3 separate regions of the Homo sapiens genome follow, and all the other regions are linked to region 3. The links are chromatin loops, found by intact Hi-C in ENCODE. Cell type or tissue: GM12878. All regions are shown on one strand.

What was found. Hi-C counts contacts between places; a loop is a spot of excess contacts. Peaks named below come from ENCODE experiments on the same cell type or tissue, not always from the same donor. Only the 100,000 strongest peaks of a DNase experiment are listed, where the experiment ranks them.
Region 1: a loop joins it to region 3, with 8 times the contacts of the local background. A loop is called at or near these places in 2 of 110 quality-filtered maps.
Region 2: a loop joins it to region 3, with 8 times the contacts of the local background. A loop is called at or near these places in 2 of 110 quality-filtered maps.

What each region holds. Positions count from the first base shown.
Region 1 is chr5:169,716,707-169,724,706 of GRCh38, forward strand. DOCK2 (dedicator of cytokinesis 2) reads left to right here. Exons shown (of 52, transcript NM_004946.3): 21 at 678-778; 22 at 1,951-2,085. Among named protein-coding and RNA genes, the nearest start is that of DOCK2, 83 kb to the left of the region's middle. RefSeq lists an enhancer at 2,945-3,244. In GM12878, no CTCF peak of the experiment used is centred here; a DNase peak (open chromatin) is centred at 3,385; H3K4me3 peaks cover 740 bases; H3K27ac peaks cover 2,154 bases.
Region 2 is chr5:169,743,791-169,751,790 of GRCh38, forward strand. DOCK2 (dedicator of cytokinesis 2) reads left to right here. Exons shown (of 52, transcript NM_004946.3): 23 at 3,606-3,714. Among named protein-coding and RNA genes, the nearest start is that of DOCK2, 110 kb to the left of the region's middle. In GM12878, no CTCF peak of the experiment used is centred here; DNase peaks (open chromatin) are centred at 2,496 and 4,637; H3K27ac peaks cover 2,783 bases.
Region 3 is chr5:169,802,062-169,810,061 of GRCh38, forward strand. DOCK2 (dedicator of cytokinesis 2) reads left to right here. Exons shown (of 52, transcript NM_004946.3): 26 at 997-1,145. Among named protein-coding and RNA genes, the nearest start is that of DOCK2, 170 kb to the left of the region's middle. RefSeq lists enhancers at 3,260-3,309, 3,440-3,489, 6,124-6,701. In GM12878, no CTCF peak of the experiment used is centred here; a DNase peak (open chromatin) is centred at 3,700; H3K4me3 peaks cover 883 bases; H3K27ac peaks cover 4,889 bases.

The sequences.
Region 1 (8,000 bases), 85 kb before region 3:
CATTTCTCCTACCCACCCAGAACTTTTCATGATGCTGTACCATCCAGATCTTCCTTCTTTTAGTCCTCCCCTATGGTCTTTTTGTCCTCTCCCTATCTCGACTCAGATTTTCTCAGTGTTATGTCAAAATAAACACAAGAAACATCTGCATTAGGGAATCAGTGCCCAACAAAGTTTTTAAGTGTTAACCCCTTGTGTCATGGATATTTGCATTTTTAAAGAGGTTACTGAGAGACAACTGTGGCTTAATCAAGTGCTTCCCCAGAGAGTACCCTAGAATGCTAGCTCTCAGAAAAGATGTTTCATGACAAATATATACTTTGATTAATTAATTTAGGGAAGTGTTGAATGTTGCATGACCCTTTTAGAGATTCACAATGTACATAAGTATATTAAAGATTCTAAAAAGTTTTGCAATAAGAAAGTCTAATAATGATAACCTGACATTTCTCAAAACCTATTTGACCATGAAATCCTTTTCATCTTATAACACCCCACAGCACACTTCATGAAACATTTTCTTTGGGAAGATGCTACCTTAATAAAGAGAACTCATTATGTATTAGTGAGCTAATTCCTGGGCAAAGGATTTTAATGGGGGTTGAATTATGCCAGGTAAAGATGGCTTCCTGCCCTGGGTTTGCCCTGAAAATACTGCTGCCTTGCATCTTCCTCAGATTTACATAATAGGACTCATTGCAGACCGGAAATTTCAGCATTTCAACACCGTTCTGGAGGCTTACATCCAACAGCATTTCAGTGCGACCTTGGCTTACAAGTAAGTAATTGTGCACATGGGAACTTCTTCTCTACCACCCTCTTGCCCTGCCAGGATGCCTAGGGCACAGGAACTTGAGTAATTTTCTTTTGTGACTCATCTGTGTGAGCTCTCCATTCTCTAACAAAATCTAACCTATGCTTGGGTTATTTGGATATCATTAAAAATGTGGAATACCCATAGGTTTGGATGAATGCCTTATGGTTGCAGTGGTACCTGGAAGTGCTCATTCATCCATTCAGCTAGCGTGCTCTCATTTCTTGAGTGGACACCAGGACTTAAAGGCTACAGAGAAGACCAGGTGTGGTGGCTCACGCCTGTAATCCCAGGACTTTGGGAGGCTGAGATAGGTGGATCACCTGAGGTCAGGAGTTGGAGACCAGCCTGGCCAACATGGTGAAACCCTGTCTCTACTAAAAATACAAAAATTAGCTGAGCATGGTGGTGGGAGCCTGTAATCCCAGCTACTCGGGAGGCTGAGGCAGGAGAATCACTTGAACCCTGGAGGTGGAGATTGCATTGTGCAGAGATCACACCACTGCACTCCAGCCTGGGTGACAGTAAGACTCATCTCAAAAACAAAACAAAACAAAACAAAACAAAAACAGCGGGGGAGCTACACAGAAGAAAGTGCACATGCCAAGTAGCTCAGTCTGGTTTGGGTGTAGGGAGAGGGTGAGAGATAGGAGATGATGCCACAGGGAGTTTGGTGGGGACCAGTTTGTGAAGGGGCCTTGAAAGTCAGGCCAAGTAATTTGAAGTCTGCCCTATGGTAAAGAAGAAACATAGAAAGTTCCTAAGCAAACTTAGAGTTCTGTGATATTACAAGAGCATGTTCTATAGAAAGAAAAAGTTGAAAAAAAAGACATTATTGCCACCATTATTCCCCATTATTCCCACTTGTAGCCTGATTGTGACTAGTTCTCCTAGTCAAAAGATTTTTTTTTCCTCCCTATCTTTTTCTTTGCTGGCTTTTTATGAGCAGGAAATACTTATTAATTCCCTGTAATAAATATAATTTTTATGCAGAGTTATCTTTATGCTTACAAATGAGTAAGTGAGCTTGGCTCTACTACCACCTTTAACCTTTGATTGAATGCCTTATAATTTACTGAGCAAACTAATTACCATGATGAAAGAGATGTATTTTGAAAATATTATCCCTTATTCAGGAAATTGATGACAGTGCTGAAGACTTACTTGGATACCTCCAGCAGAGGGGAGCAATGTGAGCCAATCCTAAGAACGCTGAAGGCTTTGGAATATGTGTTCAAGTTCATTGTTCGGTCGAGGACATTATTTTCACAGTGAGTACTTGTTATGTAAGAGTGATTGATTAGCTCTGCAATTCCTCTGGGATACAACAGTATTTTTACTGTAGGAGAAACTCGTTTAAAAAATTATAACCAGCTGTCGATCAAAAACAGCTCAAGAATCCAACCTAGAGAGTAATGAATATGTAATAATTGTACCCTCTAAGTTCATTTGGGAAAAAAAAGAAATCTTAACAGGTTGCAGAGTTATGTTTAACCAGTAAATGTGATTTGAGGCTCTTCTGTGTTTCATCTAACATTCTTCATTTGATTTGAAATATGGTGAACATTTTCCAGCAATCTATATCCAATGTTAGAGGGCCTGGGAGCAGGAAGGGCAGAACTCAGGGAGTCTGACATTTACTTGGCTCTTGTAGGTTGTACATGGCCAATAAGCTGGTATTTGCAGTTGACCTGTCTGTCCTTGAGATCCTAGTAGCCAAAAAGTGAGCTGATGTATTAGAGTACCTTAGAAGATTTTGATGGTCAGTATCACAGAGGCCAGCTGCCTTTTTGAAGGGCTTTGGAGAGGAAGGTATTCAAATGCAATTTATAGAAGAACAATTCATGTTCATCTTGGCCATAGGGCAAAGTTAGGTAGAGGATTGTTTGTGTGTAATCAGGTTGGTTGTGTGTGATGGAAAATAAGAAAAACATTCAAGGAAAGTATTGTCTGGATTCTTAGTGCAAACAAAGAACACGCAACTGAAACTGACTTAGGGAGAAATGAGACTTTATTTCACATCATTGAAAAACCAAGGGTGTAGTCGGCCTCAGGCATGGCTGAGTCCAGATGCTCAGCGTTATTGGGATAGTCTCTGTCTGTCTAGATCTGGACTCTGCTTTCTTTTTGTTGATTGTCTTATAAGGCAAGTTTTCCGACGCAGAGGCTGCTAGAATCCTCAAGTTTACATTCTACCAGTGGAAGCAACTCTATGTTCCTTGTTGTCCTAGCAAAACCCTATGCCAAGAACTGTTTTGGGTCTTGTATAGTTGTGGTCATGTGTGCATTACTGGAGTCATAGCCAGGTCAGCCACTTATGGTGTGGACTTGTTATTTTAGAGATGAGTTCTCAAAAGAAACTTGAATTAGCCTGGGCAACAAAGCAAGACTCTGACTCTTAAAAAAAAAAAAAAGACCATCATTGTGATTGTGATCATGACAATGGATGGGCTGCTAAAGCTTTATATTTGACAGTGCATCTGAAACAGGCAATCATTTGGGATTCTCTTAACACATTCTTTGAGATTTCAGGTTATGAATAGAAAGATGTGAGTGTCTTGAACCATGCGACAGAACAAATGCACTTAGGTCATTCTGAAAGTGAAGTGTCTGTTTCAGATTCCTCTGGCTTGTCATTTAGTCAAGTCTGAGTCGGGTATTCTAGGTTTGAGAGATACTTCTCAGTGATTTGGGAAAACCAATGAGACTCCAGTGAATCTAAGAGTGATTTTCTTGGAGGAGTTCAAGAATTCAGACATTGCAGTTACAGCTTAAAAGTCAAGGATATCTTATCCCATCTTCCAAGTGAGAATGTTTTATGTATAAGTAGAATATGTCTTTTCTACTTCTCAGACCTTTTCAGTTCTTCCTTTTGGTGTATTTATTTTATTGCTTCTCCTCTCTCCTATATTTCTTTCCTTTTCCATCCCTTCCTCCCTCCCTTTCTTCCTTCCTTCCTTCCATTTTTTCCTTCCATTTTCAAGGATTGAGCTTCTTTACAAAGCCTCTTGCAGTGCCTGAAGCTCAGACAACCAGCTGCGCTAATCCTCAAGGGTTCTGAGCTTGTGGAATTATACAGAGTTTGGAGCAGGCTGAGCTTCCCTGTTCCATGAGATGGACACTGAGCGGCTCCCCTTCCTACTGGAAGGCACATGGAGATGAGACTGCAGAGCTTCTGTTAAGATAACTCTCTTATTTATTTATTAATTTTGAGACAGAGTCTTGCTCTGTCACTAGAGCAATGGCGCAATCACGGCTAGAGGGCAATGGCACAATCATGGCTCACTGCGATCTCCGCCTCCCACCTTCAACTGATTCTCCTGCCTCAGCCTCCCAAGTAGTTGGGATTACAGGCACGCATCACCACACCCAGCTAATTTTTTAGTAGAGACGGGGTTTCACCATGTTGGCCAGGATGGTCTTGATCTCCTGATCTCGTGATCTGCCCACCTCGGCCTCCCAAAGTGCTGGGATTACAGGCGTGAGCCACTGCGCCCAGCCAGTATAACTCTCTCATGTCTTACGTCTGTTAGTTTTTGTGTTTTCCATCTACTGGGACAAAATACATTTGTGCATTTGTTTTGCTCTTCTCTGCCTCAAGGCATATAATCTTGCAGAACCCCTAACTCTTTAACTGGTGTAAATTCAGTGCTGCTGTGACGTAAATGCTAAGTGACTTTTGGCTTATTCAGGAGCAGGGTGATCTGTTATTCCTTGCTGTATCCCTAGAATAGCAGCACATCACTGACATTTGGTCAGGAGAGGTCTCTAAAGCAACCCAAGCCTAATCTTGAATCCTTCCTCATGAACAGAAATGTAGGCTGACCTGCAAAGACGGTCTAGGACCTCATGCTAGGAGAAGGTAGGTTTTGTGTCTTGTTCTTTTTAGAATCTTTAGCAATGATCTGCTCTCCAGTGGAGTCTCTAGGGCATTGGGAAGCTATTGGGGTATTTCTCCATACGAGGGGGCATCTTCTGTGGGAAACTAGAAAACAGAAGTTTCAATGCTTTGAGATGTCTAACCCAGCTGTTGGGAAATCAGAATTGAATTATTGGTTTGGGGCTAATTGTATCTGGTATTGTGTGTCTGTTTCCTGTGAATCCTTTATTCTCTTTCCCTGCTTGCATAACTGCAGCGGATCTAGCTCCCATTATTTGTTCCCTTGCCATTATTTTTTGCACATCCTGCCCAGGAACACTTGCAAGGGCTAAGGATTTTCCTGTGTCAGTATGCAACGTATAGTTGGGTAAGGAAAGAAGAGTCGTTGTGGAGAAGGGGTGGAATTTTTATTTTACTATATTGTTCAGAAGGATTCATTTTTATCTATAGCCAAAGAAAGAAGAGAGTGAGTTCCTTGTCCCTCGCTTCTTGTGTCACTAGCTCCTGAGTCAAAGTCTGGATCAAGTGTCTCTGATTAGGCACATGCCAGTGCTGTAGCTGCAAAGGAAGCTGGCAGAGCAGGTTCTAGCTTCTGCCACAGGGAGGCAGTCTTATGAGTAATTCCTAAATTATAGGAAGTGTGTCTGAAAGATGCTGGTGGCCATAAATATGTCCAATATCCACTAGGCTTTTGTAGAATGACTGAGCTCCTGGGAGGTATTGAGCATTGTAAGGAACATTCAGAAAGAGTTGAAGTGATAATCTTCTACGATTCAGCTTCTTTACAAAGCCCCTTGCAGTGCCTTTAATCCTGAAGCTCAGACAACCAGCTGTGCAGATGCCCAAGGTTTCTGAGCTTGTGGAATTACACAAAGTTTGGAGCAGACCATGCTTCCCTGTTCCATGTGATGGACACTAAGCAGCTCCCTGTCCTACTGGCAGGCACAGAGAATCAGACTGCAGAGTTAGGATAACTCTCTAAAAGGGAGAGGAACCAGAACACTGTGCTGCAACAGGAGTTGCTCCCACTTGTCTCTGCTCCTCACAGATCCTCATGCTGCCCCAGGCTAGAGTGCAAGGGGCAGCATGGAGTAAGAGTTATGAGGAGATGTTCATGCAGGACAGACAATGGGTATAGTGGTATCTCTGCCTCTATAAGTACCTGGGTTAGTGATTGAATCAGCCTCTCTGAGCCTCAGCATCCTCATCTATAAATGGGGATAAACCAGTTCATTGTGTTTCAATGATGAAATGAGATTATGGGTACAAAGTGCTCCATGCAATATCTGGTACTTATTTCATAAATTTAATAAATGTTAGCTGGTATCATGTTTTCACTTAGGAGAAACAGCAAGGGTGCTTTTTTCAAAAACTCAGATTTAAATTATTAAGAAGAAATTCCAGGGTCTTGATTCAAGCTTAAAATTTGACTTACTACTCATACTATCCTAAACATTTCTTACAGTTTATTTCTCTGGAGGCAGGGATAACTTTTACCAGGTGTCTGTGCTTTTTGAGGACCACAATGTGGTACTCTCCTGGCCCCAGGAATTCACGCTGGTCTACTGCTAGCCCTCACTGGGTGGTCCTGATTCTGTGTGTTGCTCTTATTTCCTCTGTGAGTGTGATCAGGCCCCTCTGGCCAGAGCAGCTGTGGTGCCCGGGTCTCTGGCCCCTGCTTGCTATGCCTGCTTTTCTTTGCATCCTGCCTTCTGCTCTTATTACAGACCTGCTTATTTGGGTCTTGCTTCCTTCCCCATCTCCATTTAACCCTGATCTCCTGCTTCCACAAACTCCTCCTTCACCAGCCCCAGCTCCAGCTCATTTGCTTATGAGAAACTGCCAGCTCAGAGGTGAAAGGCACAGTCTCCAAAGCCAAGTCTGCTTGGGTGTGAATTCTGAGTTGGAATCTTGCCATTACATTTACTAGCATTTACAACCTTGGACAAATTATTTAATCTGCCTAAAGCTCAATTTCCTCATATGTAACACGGTCATAATAGTACCTACCATACAGGGTTGGTGTACAGACTAAGTGAGCCCAATGGATGTAAGGTACTTACTTAGCACAGTGCTGGTCACATAGCCAGTATACATGGTTATTCACTTATCATCTTCAGCAGTCTTCACAAAAATTCTACGGAGGACCCCATTTTCTGACTTTATCTCCTGCTACTCCTCACTCACTTTGTGCCAACCACACTGGACTTGCTGTGGCTCAAGCTCCTTCCTTCCTTGAAGACCTTTGCACCCTTCCCCAGATCCATTTGTTAACTCCCTCACCATTTTTATATCTTTGCTCAAACCTCTCTTTCACTACCCTATTTAAAATTGCAACCCCTGTCCCGAGCACTGCTGATTTCTCTCTTCCTTTTGATGTCTTTTTCTCCCCATAGAACTAAACATGGCATACTATATAGTAATCATGCTTTTGTTGACTGTCCCTTCCTTGCTGGAATGTCAGATCCATCAGTACAGGAACCTTTGACTGTTTTGTACTCTGTGGTACACTAAAGCAACTAGAATGTAGTAAGCACTCATTAAGTATGAAATTGGACACCATTTCTAGCCCCCTTTCACAAAGAAGGAGACTGAGGCTTAGAGTCAAGCTCAATGATCACACAGCTAAGAAATATAGCAGAGTGAGGCTTTGCACTCTGCCTCATCTGATGAAGCAAATGTGAGAACCTGATCATTTTTCTGGGCCATGCAAATGTGAAGTCTGGCTGGCCATGTTGAGGGGCTGTCCTGAGGGAGGGCGACTCTGACTGGAGGGGCTGACGTACTGAGTGACATTAGGGGCTGCTGAGAGGCACATGGCTCCTTGGGTTTCAGTGCTAGGAAGCATGGTAACATCCCTAAGTGCAGTAGGAATTCTGCAAACAACAACAACAAGATGAGCTGGAGCAGGAGTGGTCAGGAAAGGCATCCTTGCTGTTATAGTGAAGCTATTCAGGCAAATGTGACTTTGTCTTCATCCCCAGGGAATGAATAAAGAAAAGTTGACACAGGGCAGGCCAGGTGAGCTCACACTCCTTGGGAACAAGTCACTGGTTGGGGAGAGAAAAATTGCACTCTGTGTCCTGATGGGAGCTTCAGCACCTGGAAGCTTCATCCTGCTCCCTACCCCCGAGAGCCGAGAAAGCCTGCCCTGGTGTGCACAGTTCCACTGGCCTGCACTGGAGCTGCCACCACATTAACAAGGGCATCTCAGGAGCATGGTTCGCAGCTCAGCGACGCCTCCAGTCTAGCTTACCTCACCCAGGGCCAGACGTGATTGCCCTTTCTCTAATTGCCTTCAGCATC
Region 2 (8,000 bases), 58 kb before region 3:
AAGTAAATATTTTAAAATATGTATATATATTTTAGATATATATATTTATATTTTAAGACATATAGATAATATATAATTTATGATTTATATTTAAATTTGTATAAACTTATATTTAAATTATAAATTTAAGATTTATATTATTATATATATATATGTACTTTTCCCCCATTTTCCTCCTAGAATTGTTTTTTTATCCTTTATAAGACTTAGGCAGGTGCAGGATATATTTTCATCCCTGGACTCAAGTGTGGTGTCAAGACCCTTAACTTGTGACATGAATAGCAAGGAGCAGATTGGATTCCCACTGGAGTGGAGGCCCCTAATCATGGCTTCCTGGGATTTGTGTTATCTGCCTTCCCCTGTTAGATGCTGAGAACATAGAAGAAGAATACCAGGTTCTGGTTCAAGCTATATCATTGGCACAGTCTGTGACCTAGAGCAGATCACTGCTCTCTTTCTCGTGAAAATCAAATTTAGTTTCCTACAAAATTTAAAGTTGAGCAGAGCCTTGGTTTAGTCTTACAGACTAAAAATCTTTTTTCCTTCCAGTTCAGTCACATAATATTTATAAGATGGTGAAGCCAAGTCACTTGCCCTCTCTGGCCCTGAGTCTCTTCATCTGTACAATAAGAGCAAGAACTAAATGCTCACCGGACTTCCCAGCAGCTCTTGGTTTCAAACTCAGGGGAGCTGCAGGAAGAAGCTGGCTCTACTCTGCCAAGTTCTGACTAGTGAGGGTTTGCAACAAAACCAGCCAGGGCTAGTCTAGGCAAAAAGGAGAGTTTATTTTAAAGATATTTGTGCAGCTCATAAAATCAAAAAAAAAAAAGTTAAATAATGAGACACAGAGAAGTTGGGAACCAGGACAGCCTCAGGGATCTCTTCAGCAGGAGCTCATGACCCTTCCCCCTGGAGTGCTGCCATTAAGATCACTCCAAAAAAGCCTGTTTTTATGTTTCTTTCTTAAAAATGACAAATTCCAGAAGGAGAACTGCCAGGGGGCCATTCAGTTATGGAGGGTAGGATTGGACAGGCCAACCAGCAGGAAAGTGTTGCTGGAGCCCAGCCTTGTTGGAGGAGCAGGTGGTTCCCAGGAGGACCTGGGCAGAACTCCCCACCACACACACAGGTACACCCTACAGAAAGAGCCCATGTGTCTGTAAATGATTGGGAAGCCAGGTCGGGATGTTAAATGTGGGTGGGAGACACAGTGGGCAGGTTCAATACTCTAGACCAGTAGCAGCCATGGTGATGGAATTCATTCAGCGTTTTCAGGCAGCTGTGCCTCATGGAAGAGTAACAGACTTCAAGGCAAAAGGCATGATGAGTGGACAGTCCATTAGGGATTGCTGGTGGCTGTGGGCACAAAGAAAGACAAACAGTGTGATCTCATGGGGAGGCTGACCACCACCATGCTGGATTAGGATCCTCTCTTTTCAGCCAGGTCAAGGACAGGGTACTCTGGTCCCATCTTTTCTACTTTGATGACATTTGGGCAAGTTTCAACCTCTTGAGAGTTTTTCTGTTTCCTTATCTGTGAAGTGGGGATGAGAGCAATGATAATCATGCTACTCTTCCAACTGACAACAGTACGGCAGGCGCTAACATCTGCTGGGGCCAGGCACCCATGCTGAGAACTTCCCATGTGGGTTGATCCTCGCAATCCTCTGACACAGTACTGTTATGGTTTACACTTTGCCCAAGGCTTGTGGGAATTAAGGGGGCAGTAAAGTGTAGAGCAAAGCAGTGTGCAAAGAGACTGAGAGGCTGGGCTCAGGAGCTGATGGCCAGTTTTGAATTCTGGCTCTGACACTCACTGGCCTGGTGTTTTCTGGCATGTTGCGTGAGCTTCATTAATTTGTAAAGTGGGTGTGATACTAGTGCCTGCCTCATGCTGTGGTTGTGAGGAGTGAGTGATTTCACAGGCATCCAGGAAGGTGCCTGGAGCAGAGCAGTGCTCTGTAATGTTTGCTGTTGTTTGTAATAAAGTGCCTGCCGGGCAGTGGGGATTTGAACCCAAAGCAGATTGACTCTAGAATATATATGCTGTGGCAGTTATCTCTGGTGGCAGAACAAGAAGGCTCAGGAGTGAGCTGTGTAAAAGCCGGGGTGGGGGTGAGTTAGCAGAGGGAGCTATGGAACTAGGGAGAGGAAGAGAATGAGGAGCCCTAGGCACGTAGCCACTTCAACACTCCTTGTCTCTGTGACCTTGAGCTGGACCCAGAAGGTCAGCAGCAATTGCTGAGTCCCCATAACCAACGGGAACATTCAGCACTGACTTCACTTATGCTTCTGACTTCAGGAGGGCTTTAGAGAGGGGGTTAGTTAGAAAAAGAAGGAAAGAAAGAGAGACAGAGAGTGACTAAGACAGAAAGAGAGTGATGAAGTCAGGGGGAGGGTGGGGAGAGAACTAGATATAAAGACATAGAAACCCAAGGAGAGAAAGAGAGTGATTGACACTCAAGAAGATAAACAGAAGAGGCACACACTTAAAGCCACAGAAATGAAGTAGAAAGACGGGAAAGAAGGGTGAGGGGAAGGATGGGGATTTTGCAGAGACAGTGCTGAGGGGGCTGTGACTGGCTGGCCTGCTCTGTGGTTGAGGAGCAAACAAACCTGTTAAGTGTGTCAGTGCTTTATCTAGGAAAGCACCTTTGCCAAGGCCCGGGCACACTGAGGAGCTTTTTGAGCGTGTAGGGCTGTGACAGGAGAGACTCTCTTTATCTGAATTGGAGACAGGAGCACTCTTCTGTGCATTTCACACTGGATGCCACAGATTAGGCTGCGGATATTTCACGGTTGGTGATAAACATTTGTTTGGAGAAGCCTTGAGCAGAGCAACACTCCTAAGGCTGGGGGAAGGGGTTGATAACAGGCAGGTACCTGGAGACTGGTTTTACATGAGGGACTGGTTCTATGCAATTTTACACTTGTATATTATTATAGGCATTGAAAGTCCCTAGAAGGATACCCATTAAAACTTTGACAATAGCTAACCTCCCTGGTTGGATTAATGAGGAGTCTCACCTTCTAAGTTATGTATTTCAGTTAGGTTTACATGTTTTACAGTGTAGGGATTTTATAATCAGAGAAACAAAGGCTTAAGGTAATAAGTTAACTCCTGAAATGAAGGAAGGGAAAGCAATGGCCCCTGACATAAAACAGGTTGTTGGGGCTCATCCGACAAACAGACAATGGGTGGCGGAAATGGCAGTGCATTTGAAAATATTTCTCCTTGATATTTCCAAGTTACTTTGAAAATCTGATGATCACAATCTTTCCTCTGATTCTTGCAGAAGGGTGAAATTATTAATGTCTCCTCAGCTCAGACAAATTTCCTTCCTTTGGGGTTTCCTTGGGGTTTAAAAAAATACGGCAGAAGGTGTATGCCCTGTTAGTTGGTGGGTTTCTGTTGGGTATGGTGGATATGAGGCTTTTCCCTTGAGAGAATGATGCACGCAGCATCTGCAGAATCCTCTCCTCCTTGAAGTCCCCACCTCCCACTCCTTTTTGTTTTAAATTTTAAATGAAGTTTGTGCCTAGTACACACTTTTAAAAGTATTGTCTGTTAGCTTGAGAAATGACCCAGATGTATCTTGTTTCAGGCTTTATGAAGGCAAAGAACAGATGGAGTTTGAAGAATCCATGAGACGGCTCTTTGAATCCATCAACAATCTGATGAAAAGTCAATACAAAACTACCATCCTTTTGCAGGTTGGTTTATGCTACAATAAAATCTATCTTCTCCTTGGCCATCCAGTAAATAACAGCATGCTAAGATAATATCTTCTTTTACTTAAATATGCAAACTTGTATCCAGTGAAGGCCTGGGCTGGCCACTAGGTTAAAGACCAAGGGCTCCTCAGGACAAGAGAAAACGTATTTATTGTTTGTTACCCATGAAGCTAGCAGTGCCTTCTTTTAAAATAGCTCTGAAATTTTTGTTACCTAGAAGGAAATTAGTCAAACCGGATCCACTTCCAATGGAGAGAACAGTTCATGGTAGCAGTCTCTTAAACTGAGTTTAATTCTCGACAACATAAAGTCAGGGACCCTTTTGGGATTAAAGAGGGCTCCTCAATAAACAAGAGGTGCTTTGGAGAGAATGAGTCCTCTCATGTGTGGTCCACGATGCTAATCTGTGAAGACTGCAAATCTTTGAGAAACTGTGAGGCCTATCCCTGTGTTTGGGAAGGAGTTGAGCAGCTAAGAGTCTGAATGAAGAGGCTGTTTCAGGGAGACTTCAGAACTTTCACAGAATGCACTTGCAGGCACTGGGGGTGCGGGTGGGGGAAGCTGGGAGTGCCTGATGTGCTGTGAATAAACGAAGCCCAAACACATTTATCTAAATCAATGAGTTAATGCAGATTGCTGCTGCTTTTTTTTTTTAAATCAATATTATTCTTTTAGATGCTAATTTAAAGATCCATTATGCCTGAGATGCCCAGGCACTGGTTAGAATTAATGACGTACTAGTGTTTAGCTAGAATGAAGGTGAGGAAGCAGAGGTGGAAGTCAGCCTGGGGAATGTTTGCTTCTCATGCTATGGGTCCAGACTGTGCACGTTAGAATTGTGTGGGGATCTTTAATAAATTCTGATGCCTGGTTACAACCACCCGACTTTCTAATTTAATTGGTATGGAGTGTGACCCAGGCCAGGGGATTTAAAAAATTCCCCAGGTGATTTTACTGTGAAGCAAAGTTTGAGAACCACTCTGCTGATGGCTTCCTTTAATTTAACAAACAGTGGAAACCTGTGTGTTGGGGAAGGCAACTATCTTATTCATATGTGTCTTCAACACTCAGAATAATCCTGATAATTCTAAAATTTATTCTCCTCAGAATGTGTATCTGTATTTCTTGATCTAACTGAATAACTGAAGGTCCTAACACTATTTGGTCTTATGTAACAAGGTTAGGAACATAAATACCCTCCTCTAGAATCCACTAGTAAAATACCCAAAAAGCTTCTGTTTTATGATGAGATAGAGGAGGAAGAGGTATAAATGATTAAAAATGATTTAAACCAAACTATGTAACAGGCTTTATATTTCATGCTTCACATATATTACTTTATTTCACCCTCTCAAAAATCCTCTAAATTACACATTAGGCCTGCCATGTTATAAAAGGATAAACTGAGGCTCAGAAAGCTGAAACGATGTGCCTAAGGCTACATGCCCACATCTCTCTGGTCAAAAGCCAAAGCTCCTTCTCCTGCAGCAAATCTCAAAGTCTATAGAAGAGTCCTTGTGTGGGATTTGCTGACATCACATGGGCTTCACCCCTCTGCCCTCATCACTAAGTTCTCTTCACATGGTACTGCTTTCCATATTTGAACATAACTTTAAATTCTTCTTTGATAACTTTTCAACAGCCATACACATAGGTGGAAAGCATCATTGGTTTTATGAAAATCCCTGAGGCTAAATTTGGCCCTTAGAGCAAATTGAAAAAGAGATGAAGCCCCTTTCTATGTCTCTGAGGTGGAAATCTATGGGAAGAAACCAGCATAATCTGGCCCAAATCACAAGGAAAACAAGGCATTTCTAACACAGCTACCCGGACAAGAAGAACCTGGGTAAAAAGACTTATGCCAAAACCATAATAATCATATGAGTTCTCTAATCCTAATATTAGGATTATTCTGAGTGTTGAAAACACAATGATTAGTGTGTCTTCAACTAATAATCATTTATTAGTTGATGCTTAATAGATATCTGTTGAATTAATTAATGTATAACACTAGGGATACGTCTTAAGGTTTCTATTTTATTGATGAGGGAATTGAAGCTCAGACAGTTGAAACAGCTTCCTCCAGGCACCATTGCTGAGAAGTGGGATGGCTCAGATTCATATCTGTTCCTGCCTGGCTCTAAAGACCATACTCACTACCACGGCATTAGCCTGTTCTTTATACTGTTTCTTTAGTCCCTGCTGGGGATGGATGTCTTCCTATGGATTAGTTGGGACTGCAGTCTTCTAGTTTTTATTTTTCCCTTACCCCCTCCTGGTTAAAAAGCAAACAAACAAAAAATGTATTCCTCATATTCCTAACCCCTTCATCATTCTCTGACTAAGGGGATAACAGGAGCAGGGGACAGCATGAGGAGATGCGGCAGGAGCCCCAGCCAGCCACTGCATCTGTATCACACTGGAAGCAACTGAGCTTCTAGTGAGTAGCCACACAGTGTTGGGATATCTGGAGAGAGCCAAGGATGACCAATTGCCATGAGAGAGGCTATAGGGTTGAATCAGGTGTGAAATCAGCTCCAAGGAAGCTGAAGTGTGAAAGAGCAGAAATGATGAGCCAATAGATAAAGCCAGTTTCTCATCCCAGAGGAGAAAGGCGCTGATGCCCCAAAGAAGTTGAGGTGCCATGGAGAGAAGAATGGAAGAGGGAATAGGTAATTTTGGAGCTACTCTTTCTAATTTCAGCACCTGTTTCCCTACGATGGGCTACACATATATTTGGGGAAGGAACAAAGGGAGAGAGACAGTAAGAAGGCAGGGAAAGAAAGAAGGAGAAAAAAAGGAAGCAAAGAGGAACAAGTGAGCATTTGCCGCTCTCAAGACACCTGGTCAATAGGAATGCCCTTCTTTATCAGCTGCATGACCTTACATTGGTCACTTAACTTCTCAATGCCTCAGTTTCCTCATCTATAAGATTTCATTGTGTGGGTGAGGATCAAATAAACATTGTCTGCAAAAGAACAAATTATAAAATGCTATGCAAATGCAGTGAACTAATATGATTATTATGGTTTTGGCATAAGTCTTTTTACCCAGGTGGTTCTTGTCTGGGTAGCTGTGTTAGAAATACCTTGCTTTCCTTATAATTTGGGCCAGGTTTGTTGGTTTGTTCTCATAGATTTCCACTCCAGAGACATAGAAAGGGGCTTCATCTCTTTTTCAATTTGCTCTAAGGGTCAAATTTAGCCTCAGGGATTTTCATAAAACCAATGATGCTTTCCACCTATTTACATAGCTATTGAAAAGTTATCGAAGAAGAATTTAAAGTTACATTCTAATATGGAGAGCAGTACCATATGAAGAGAACTTAATGATGAGGGCAGAGGTGTCAAGCCCATGTGATGTCAGCAAATCCCACACAAGGACTCTTCTATAGACTTTGAGATTTGCTGCAGGAGAGGGAGCTTTGGCTTTTGACCAGAGAGATGTGGACATGTAGCCTTAGGCACATCGTTTCAGCTTTCTCGGCCTCAGTTTATCCTCTGTAACATGGAAGGCCAAATGTGTAATTTAGGGGATTATTGAGGGGGTGAAATAAAGTAATATATGTGAAACCTGAAGTATAAAGCCTGTTACATAGTTTGGTTTAAATCATTTTTTAATCATTTATACCTCTTCCTCCTTTACTTCATCATAAAACAGAAGCTTTTTGGGTATTTTACTAGTGAGGATTCAGAAGGCGGGCATTTGTGTTCCTAATTTTGTTACACAAGACTAAATAGTGTTAGGATGTTCAGTTATTCAGTTAGATCAAGAAATATAAATATACATTCTTAAGAGAATAAACCCACAAGAAGTGACTGTATGAAAACATGCATGGGAAAGTTTCAGCTAGTGAAATAGTACGAGGTGACCGGAGTCTTGATTCTGAGCCTGCATGGGGTGTGAGCTATTAGTAACATCAGCCATAAGTGCTGGCTGGGTGCAGAGGATATGAATGCCCGTGGTTGATGTTCCTGGTTCAAACTTTTCACATCCAGCTGGGTAGCGGCTTATGTTGGAAACCCTCTTTTGTGACCAATTTAATTGTGAGTAGAGCAGATCTGGTTCAAATCTCAGCTGTGTCCACTGTTAACTCTGAAACCTAAGCAAGTTATTGCCCATCTCTAATGCTCACCCAGCTTTTGTGAGTTGCTTTCTGTGGTTTTTCTTATTGTTCTGAGTCGGCGTGGCAGCAGCTCACCAAGACCACGGAGAATTGAAAGCCAGTAGTTCAGAGGAAAGGAGCAATAAAAACACTTTCTGCT
Region 3 (8,000 bases):
GAAATATGGAGACAAAGCTGCGAAGGGCTTCAGAACCTTCCAGAAATTTCCCTGAAACAGCAATGTCAAGAGACATACCCTTCTCTGCAAAAGTTTTAATTTCTTTCTTTCTTTTTTTGAGATGCAGTCTCACTCTGTTACCCAGGCTGGAGTGCAGTGGCACCATCTCAGCTCACTGCAACCTCCATTTCCTGGGTTCAAGTGATTCTCCTGCCTCAGCCTCCCAAAGAGCTGGGATTACAGGCGCATGTCACCATGCCCAACTAATTTTAGTATTTCTAGTAGAGACAGGTTTTCGCCACGTTGGCCATGCTGGTAAATGAAAGCAATGTGCAGAAGGATGCAAGTGGAAGGTTGTTCATTTTGTACTGTCTGTACCAGAGAAGAATGTTCAGTAGTACAGGTATGGCTGAATAGAAAAATACATCCATGATAAGGAGTACTATAAAACAGTTAAAAATAACTAAGTTGGTCCCTAAATGTGATAATACAGAAAGTGCTCCAAGAAATATTAGTGAGTGAAAAAAAATCAAGGTTCAGAGTAATATATACATCATGGTCCCCTTGTATAAAATGGAAACAAAGCCAAAATAACTATATGTTTTATACTGATAAACACATAAGTAAAATTGTATAAAAGGGTCTTGGAAGTTTATAGTGACAGTAATAGACTTAAATGAAATGCAAAGTTAAAATAACACTAGATATTTCATATGGCACATTTTTATATGTATGTGTATATATAAAATATATAGAACATACTAGAATATACAGAATAAAATAACTGGTTGCCTCTGGGTAGGAAGGGTTAGAAAAGGGACTAGAATTGTGAATGATGTTCTCAGGAAATCTTAACCTAATCTTTAATATTTTAATTTTTTACAAGGAGAATGTCTTCATGAACTATTTATTTAATGAAACATTGTATGCATATATGAAAGAAAAGAAACTAAAAAATGAGGAATTCTACACTACTCTGAACTGTCTTTATTCCAGAATGCCGGGACATTCTGCTTCCTGTCATCACCAAAGAGCTGAAGGAGCTGCTGGAGCAGAAGGATGACATGCAACACCAGGTCCTGGAGAGGAAGTACTGCGTTGAATTGCTCAACAGCATCTTGGAAGTCCTTAGCTACCAGGATGCGGTGAGTCCTCCTGATGATGTAGATATCCTGGACTCAGACTAGGGCTAAGTTGATTACATTGTGAAATATTGATACTGATGGATAGCAGCTGGAGTCTAAAGATAAAAGTCAACGGCTTGCTCAGCAGGCCTACTTTTCCTGTGACTAACCCCCATTGCTGTGAAGGATGGCTAGGGGACTGGAGTTAATCATGTTAGCATTTTGTCTCTGTGTGTCTTGTTGGCCAGGCTTTCTCAGAATGTGGGTATAGACATTATTGCAGCCTTTTAAGATGGCTTGTCCACGTACTCACGCCCTAGTTTGCAGGGGTGGGAGGAGGAGTTTCCTATGCCTAGACAGCAAGAAAACTCTCGTGTCTGCTTTCTTAGCTGATTTACTTCGGTTTTGTTTCTTCAGTTACCTTCTGAAATGACAAAAATGATTAAGCCTCTTCCTGGATGAGCAGATTGCTGGGGCTCAGATTCCAGAGATAGGGTGTGGAGTAGGATGGTGGTAGGGAGATGCCTGTGGCCGTGAAGTTACTGTGTATTTTGTAGACGTCATTCAGAGATTAGCTGGGGACGGAAACCAAAGGAAAGTCTCAGTGGGAGTAAGTGGAGGGCTTCCAAAGGGCTGAATCTGCAGAAGATAAGCCAGATGGGGTGGTGAAGACTGAGAGGTAGTGATTAGACCCAGGCCTGGAATTCTTAAGCATTGGAAGATGGAAGGAGGGTGCTGGATCTGACCCAGGTTCCTCTGGCAGCTCCTCTTTGTCCTTGAGTAATGTCCAGGAGGTATTCAGTCCTTAGATGGGACTGGCTTCAGAGGACTACATAGACCCAAACAACCAATACATTTTTTTCTAAGCATTTGTGTGAGCATTGCCCCTTTCTCTCTCCTCCCTAGAACATCCTCAGAGAAGAGCTTTCTGAATGAACTGTGTCTATTATTGACTGTAATTCGAAAACTCTGCAGAGCAATGTTCCTTTACTGGTCAGATCCATAGTCAACCATTATGATCAATTTCCTTGCATACTGTCTTCTCCTGTCTCTTCCTTTCTACACTTACCATCCCAATTAAGCCGCTTCTTGTCTTATTACTACATATGCATAGCTTGCTTCATTCATTCATGCAGAAATATTAATACATATGACATACCCGGTGTGCGCTAGGCACTGGGAACAAGAAAACCTATCCCCAATATATAACGACTAAAATCTAGATGCATATTTGGGGTACAAGAGCTACAAAGTGTGTGTGTGTGTGTGTGTGTGTGTGTGTGTGTGTGTGTGTGTGTGTGCGCGCGCGCGTGCGCGTAAGCATTTTTGTCAAGGAAGCCTACACAAAGGAGGTGAAGCTTCAGCTAGTGTTCAGTGGTGAATAATTAATGATCATATCTCTATTTGTTGGTTTCTAGGCACTGTGCTAAATGCAATCTGCGCATTCTCTCTGCTCACCCTGATCCTAGATACTAAGGCTTATTATTCCCATTTTAGAGATGAAAAACCTGAAATTCATAGACTTCATTAGCATTCAAGGCCAAATAAATAGAGCAAATAAATGTCAGGGTCAAAATTCAAACACAGGTCAGTCTGATTCAGACTCTGTGTAATCACAGGCATAGGGGATACAAAGGCATGGTCTTTTTCTTTCTACTCCTACCTCATTTAATGGAAAGACAGTATAATAACCAAAAGCTTAGATATTCTAGATTCATTCAGATGATGATGTTAGGGTGATGATGTTTCTATAAGGACATTCAGTAGCCAGCTGTTGAGCTGGTTCCAGTCTTAGCTATTTGATCTTTTTAAAAATTGTTTTTTTAAAGGGAGATTTCAGTCTTACTCATAGTGTAGAAACATGAGGGTTTGTCTATTATTTCTGTGGTAACATCCTATATAATGTTGCCTCAGCCAGGGAGGTTGATCATGCCTGTGATCCCAGCATTTTGGGTAGCCCAGGGAGGAGGATTACTTGAGGCCAGGAGTTTGAGACCAGCCTGGGCAACATTGCAAGACCTCTGTCTCTACAAAAAAAAAAAAAAAAAGGAAAGAAAAGAAAAGAAATTTGCCGGGTGTGGTGGCATGTACCTATAGTCCTAGCTGCTTGAGAGGCTGAGGTGAGGGGATTCCTTGAGCCCAGGAGTTCAAGGTTTCCATGAGCTATGATCTTGCCACTGCACTTCAGCCCAGGTGACAGAACAGACCCTGACTCTCTGTCTTAAAAAAAAATTTGCCTCTTTCTGTTGAAAAGCCAATCCACAGTGTTTTTTACATTTTAGTAATGCTCAGATCCCTTTAAATGGGGAAAAAAATGTGGGTCCTTGGGAATATGCCAGTGGCCCCCAGTTTGGGGGATCCAGTTATAATGTGCTAATTGTCAAGTTCCTGGTTTGGTGGAAAGATGGCCCCAGTTCACAGTTATTTGTGAAGTAGGATGCTGAGGCTCTGCCCATCCCAGGGGAGTGGCCCCCTAGAGCTCTACCCTGACAGGCTGTCACCCTTTTGCACATTCCCTGACATCAGACACTGGTGAGAAGAGGCTGCTTGCTGTCTTACACACCCTCGATACTTAGGGCTTCAAAGCCAAGAAGTGAGTGGGAGGCTCTGAGCTCCCCGTGGGGGATTGTGGCATCTGGACTTGAGGTGTGTGGGAGGTGCGTGTCACTCTTTACCGCCTCTGAGTGCAGTGCTCTTATAATGAATTCTGACTGTGGGGACTAACCCACCCCTTTCTCCGGGTGAGCAACTGTCTTTGCTGGATGAGTTATTAAATACTGTTATCACCATTGAATTTGGTAGAAATTTTGATGCTTTTGGTGAGCTTCACATCTCACCTCTCCTGCTCATGAAGATGGAAATCTCTCTTCTTTTCTCAAAAGCTTCTTCAATGAATAGGAGGCATTCAGTAGCCATGATTACTTTGAGCTAAACTGAAAATGAGAGGCCCAAAAGTACCTAAATTTCTCATGTTCTAATATATAGCGGCTCTCAACATTGCCTCATTGCCTGCATAGTCATATCACCTCGAGAGTTTTTTTTTTTTTTTTTTTGAGCCAGGTTTCTGCTTCTGCCTCCTGAGTAGATACAACTATAGGTACCAGCCACCACACTTGGTTAATTAGTTAATTAATTAATTAATTTGTAGAGATGGGGTTTCACTATATTGCCCAGGCTGGTCTCAAACCCCTGGCCTCAAGTGATCCTCCTGCCTTGGCCTCCCAAAGTGCTGGGATTACAAGCCACCCGGGGAGCTTTTTAAAAGTCAAACTAGCAGGAGTCAGCCAAATGGGTAGGAAGATGGGGTGGGTCCCCGGTGAAACCCCATCTCCAAGCCGAAGAGTTTAAAACCTGAAAGTCAAGCTGTATGTTAAATCCTCAGACTGGATTGAGAACTTGTCCTACCATTTGGCACACTTTCCTCTGATTGATCCCCACCCTTCGCTTATTTTACATAAACTTACCTTTTCCTAATTGGTTTTCTACACTGTCATGCCCACCTTTGAGTGGTGTCTTCCCTTTAACCTTTTTTTGCGTACTAACAAACAAATCGGCAGTCCCCATTCTGAGTCTATAAAAGGCCCCAGACCCAGTCACACAAGGTGTGGGGAGGGACGGGGAGGGGACAACTTTCCAATCTTGGGGTAGGGGAACCAGTGCCCCACCTCCACCCCCCACCATCCCCCCGCCCCCCCACTGAAAGCCGTTTTCACTGCTCAAGAAAATTATTCTCCGCCCTCCTCACCCTTCAATGCCCCACGTATCCTCATTCTTCTTGGGTGCGGCACAAGAGATCCGGAACCGCTGAATATGGGTACAAGCTATAACATAGTTGGTGAGCTGGATGGGCTGAGTGAGACCTGGGCAGGGCGTCACTGGCTGGGGGTCCCCGGCTTGCAAAGCGACTGAGAAGAAAAATCTTGCATCAAAAGCAGTAATACCTAGGCCCCTGTCCCAAGTATTCTGACTGAATTGGTCTGGGGTGGGTGGGGCACTGCAATGAAAAGGTGATGATTACCAGGTGATGCTAACTGTCAGCCAGCATGAAGAGCCACAGGTGTTGAGCAGGTCTCAAACCTGAGCAGGCACCCCCAGTAACCTGGAGGAGCTGTTAAAACACGTTTCTGATCATTAGTCTGGACGGTGGGGTCCTGGCGTCCAGTAACTTATTTTTCTAGCAAGTTCCCAGGTGCTGTTGATGCTACCAATGTAGAGGCCATGCTCAGAAACCATTGCTCTAATATGACCTGTCTTTTTTTTTCCTTTAGTATTCACTGGAAATAGAGGAATAGCTGGGCTCATTCTCAGTTCTTTACCTTCTTAATTTAAGAACCCTGTCCAGTCTATAAAATCTAGCATCTTCCGGCTGGGTGCATGTGGCTCACGCCTGTAATCCCAGCACTTTGGGAGGCCGAGGCGGGCGGATCACGAGGTCAGGAGATCGAGACCATCCTGGCTAATACGGTGAAACCCCGTCTCTACTAAAAAAATACAAAAAATTAGCTGGGCGTGGTGGTGGGCGCCTGTAGTCCCAGCTACTCTGGAGGCTGAGGCAGGAGAATGGCGTGAATCTGGGAGGTGGAGCTTGCAGTGAGCCGAGATCATGGCACTGCAATCCAGCCTGGGAGACAGAGCAAGACTCTGTCTCAAAAAAAAAAAAAAAAAAAAAAAAAATCTAGCATCTTCCAATATGCATTTAATAAACCACAAAATGGCAAATATTTCAAACACATTAATTTGTACTCATGAATTCATCTTCATGGGATAGAAGGGACATGGAATATGCAAAGATCCAACTTTGAAAATCCAGACTGTAGAATGTGCTGTTTGCTTTCTACAGGCACCAACTTCTCAAAATTGAACACTTAGATGAAAACTAATAAAAAAGGCCCCCAGAGCAAATGTTCTGGATTTTTCTCCTGGTTGTTTGGACCTTCTCTGCTGACAAGAGCATAGCCATTTTTACTGGCTTTTAGTTGGCATCATGGAACAACCCATTGATGTTCCATGGAACATCCAAGAATAGAGACTATGTCCACCTACTGGAGGCATTGCCCAGGGTAGAACCACGTGTGGAAATTTAGCAATTACAGTGCAGGATGCCAAGCTTCCATTTGGGGGGCGCTGTGTGTTTGGGGAATGGGACAGGATGCTTGTCTTCAATAGATTGTCATTGTTTGGGTAATTACAGCCCAGAGCAGCAAGCCAACCTTATTCTTTGAAACCCTGGGTGTCATGGTAGGACTCAGGGGGAGATGTCTGCCTTAGCCTGGCTGTTGATTTTTTTTTAATCATAGTGTTGAATTCCCTCACCCAGCTTGCTCCTGGTCTCTTAGCATATGAAAGGGACCAGCTCAGGTGAAGGATAAAAGGCCTGACTTCTTCCTCTATTAACTCCTTTTCTCCCCCCTCACTGAGCAAGTTTAGTTGTCAACTCCAGTTACTTTGAAGGGCGGTTTCACACTGCTTCGTTCTGTGCTTTGCTGGCTGCCGAGTAACTGATAAAATTTAATATTGCTCCAGACCCAGAGAGAGTTGGTTTTTCCCCTCTTAAGACAGGGTTTTTGTTTTTATGTTTCATTCCTCAAGAAAAAGGAGAGTCGTTGTTTGCTACTCTGCTTAGCAGTCTTAAAGTGGGTAAAGATGACTCCTAATTCTCAAGAAGAAAAGGTGTTGGCTGCATCTGAATCGTGGACATAAGGAATTCTCAGAATCATCTTTTTTTAAAAAAGTATTTGAGTCTATTGGCTAAACCTGGGTGGGGGGCTACCAAGGTACTCTCAGTCATGAATGGTTTAAGGGTTCTGATTTTTTTTTTTTCTTTGAGATAAGGTCTCACTCTGTTGCCCAGGCTGGAGTGCAGTGGCGCAATCTCAGCTGACTGCAACCTCCACCTCCTGGCTCAAGCAATTCTTGTGCCTCAGCTGGCTGAGTAGCTGAGATTACAGGTGCCAGCCACTGCTCCCAGCTAATTTTTGTATTTTTAGTAGAGACGGCATTTTACCATGTTGGCCAGGCTGGTCCCGAACTCCTGACCTTAAGTGATCTGCCCACCTCCACCTCCCAAAGTGCTGGGATTACAGGCATGAGCCACTGCGCCCGGCCAGGTTTTGATGTTTTTGTTCACAACTTAGACATCAGTTGGGAGGCTTTTGCTTTTGCTTAGTGCAGTGTCTCTTGCTTGGAATGCTCTTCCAATTTCTCATCTTTCTCTGCAGGTAGAATCCTAAACTCGTTTGGAGTTCAGCTCAGATAACACTTCCTTTCTGAGATTTTCTCAATTCCATTCCCACTTCCTTCTCCTCCGCTCTGCCCCCAGGCAGAATTAGGGACTTCCTTGTCTGTGTTTTCAGAACCATGTGTGCACCCTGATATCCCAGCGCCAGTCATTTTGTGTTACTCTCTCCTGTGTAACAGGAGGCTTTGAGTGTGGAAGCTCAGGGAGCTTCCCTGAGCCACAGGTGTAGAGCAGGTCTCAAACCTGAGCTTCCACACTGACTTCGCAGAGTTTACGCTTTCAGCTTCAGTCTCTCCCATCCCACTTGAACTGTCTATTCTCTGGTTCCATTAAAATCCTTTCAGTTCCTCACTTGTGCAGCACCCTCTCACTTCTCACTGCGGCGGAGTGCCGTTCACACTGCCTGAATGCATCACCTCTGCTCTTAGCCTAGCTAAATCCTACCTTCCCCTCAGAAATCAGGTTAAATGTGACTCTCCTGAGAAGCCTTCTCTAATCCTCTTCTCCATGTCTCTTGTGGTCCAAGGAGCAGCTTGTGCTTGCTCCATTGTGGCACCTGTGTTGTCACCCTCTGTGGACTTTTCTGTCTGCCTGCAGAAACCAGAGTGCTATGAGGAGAGAGATCTTGCTGCTCTACC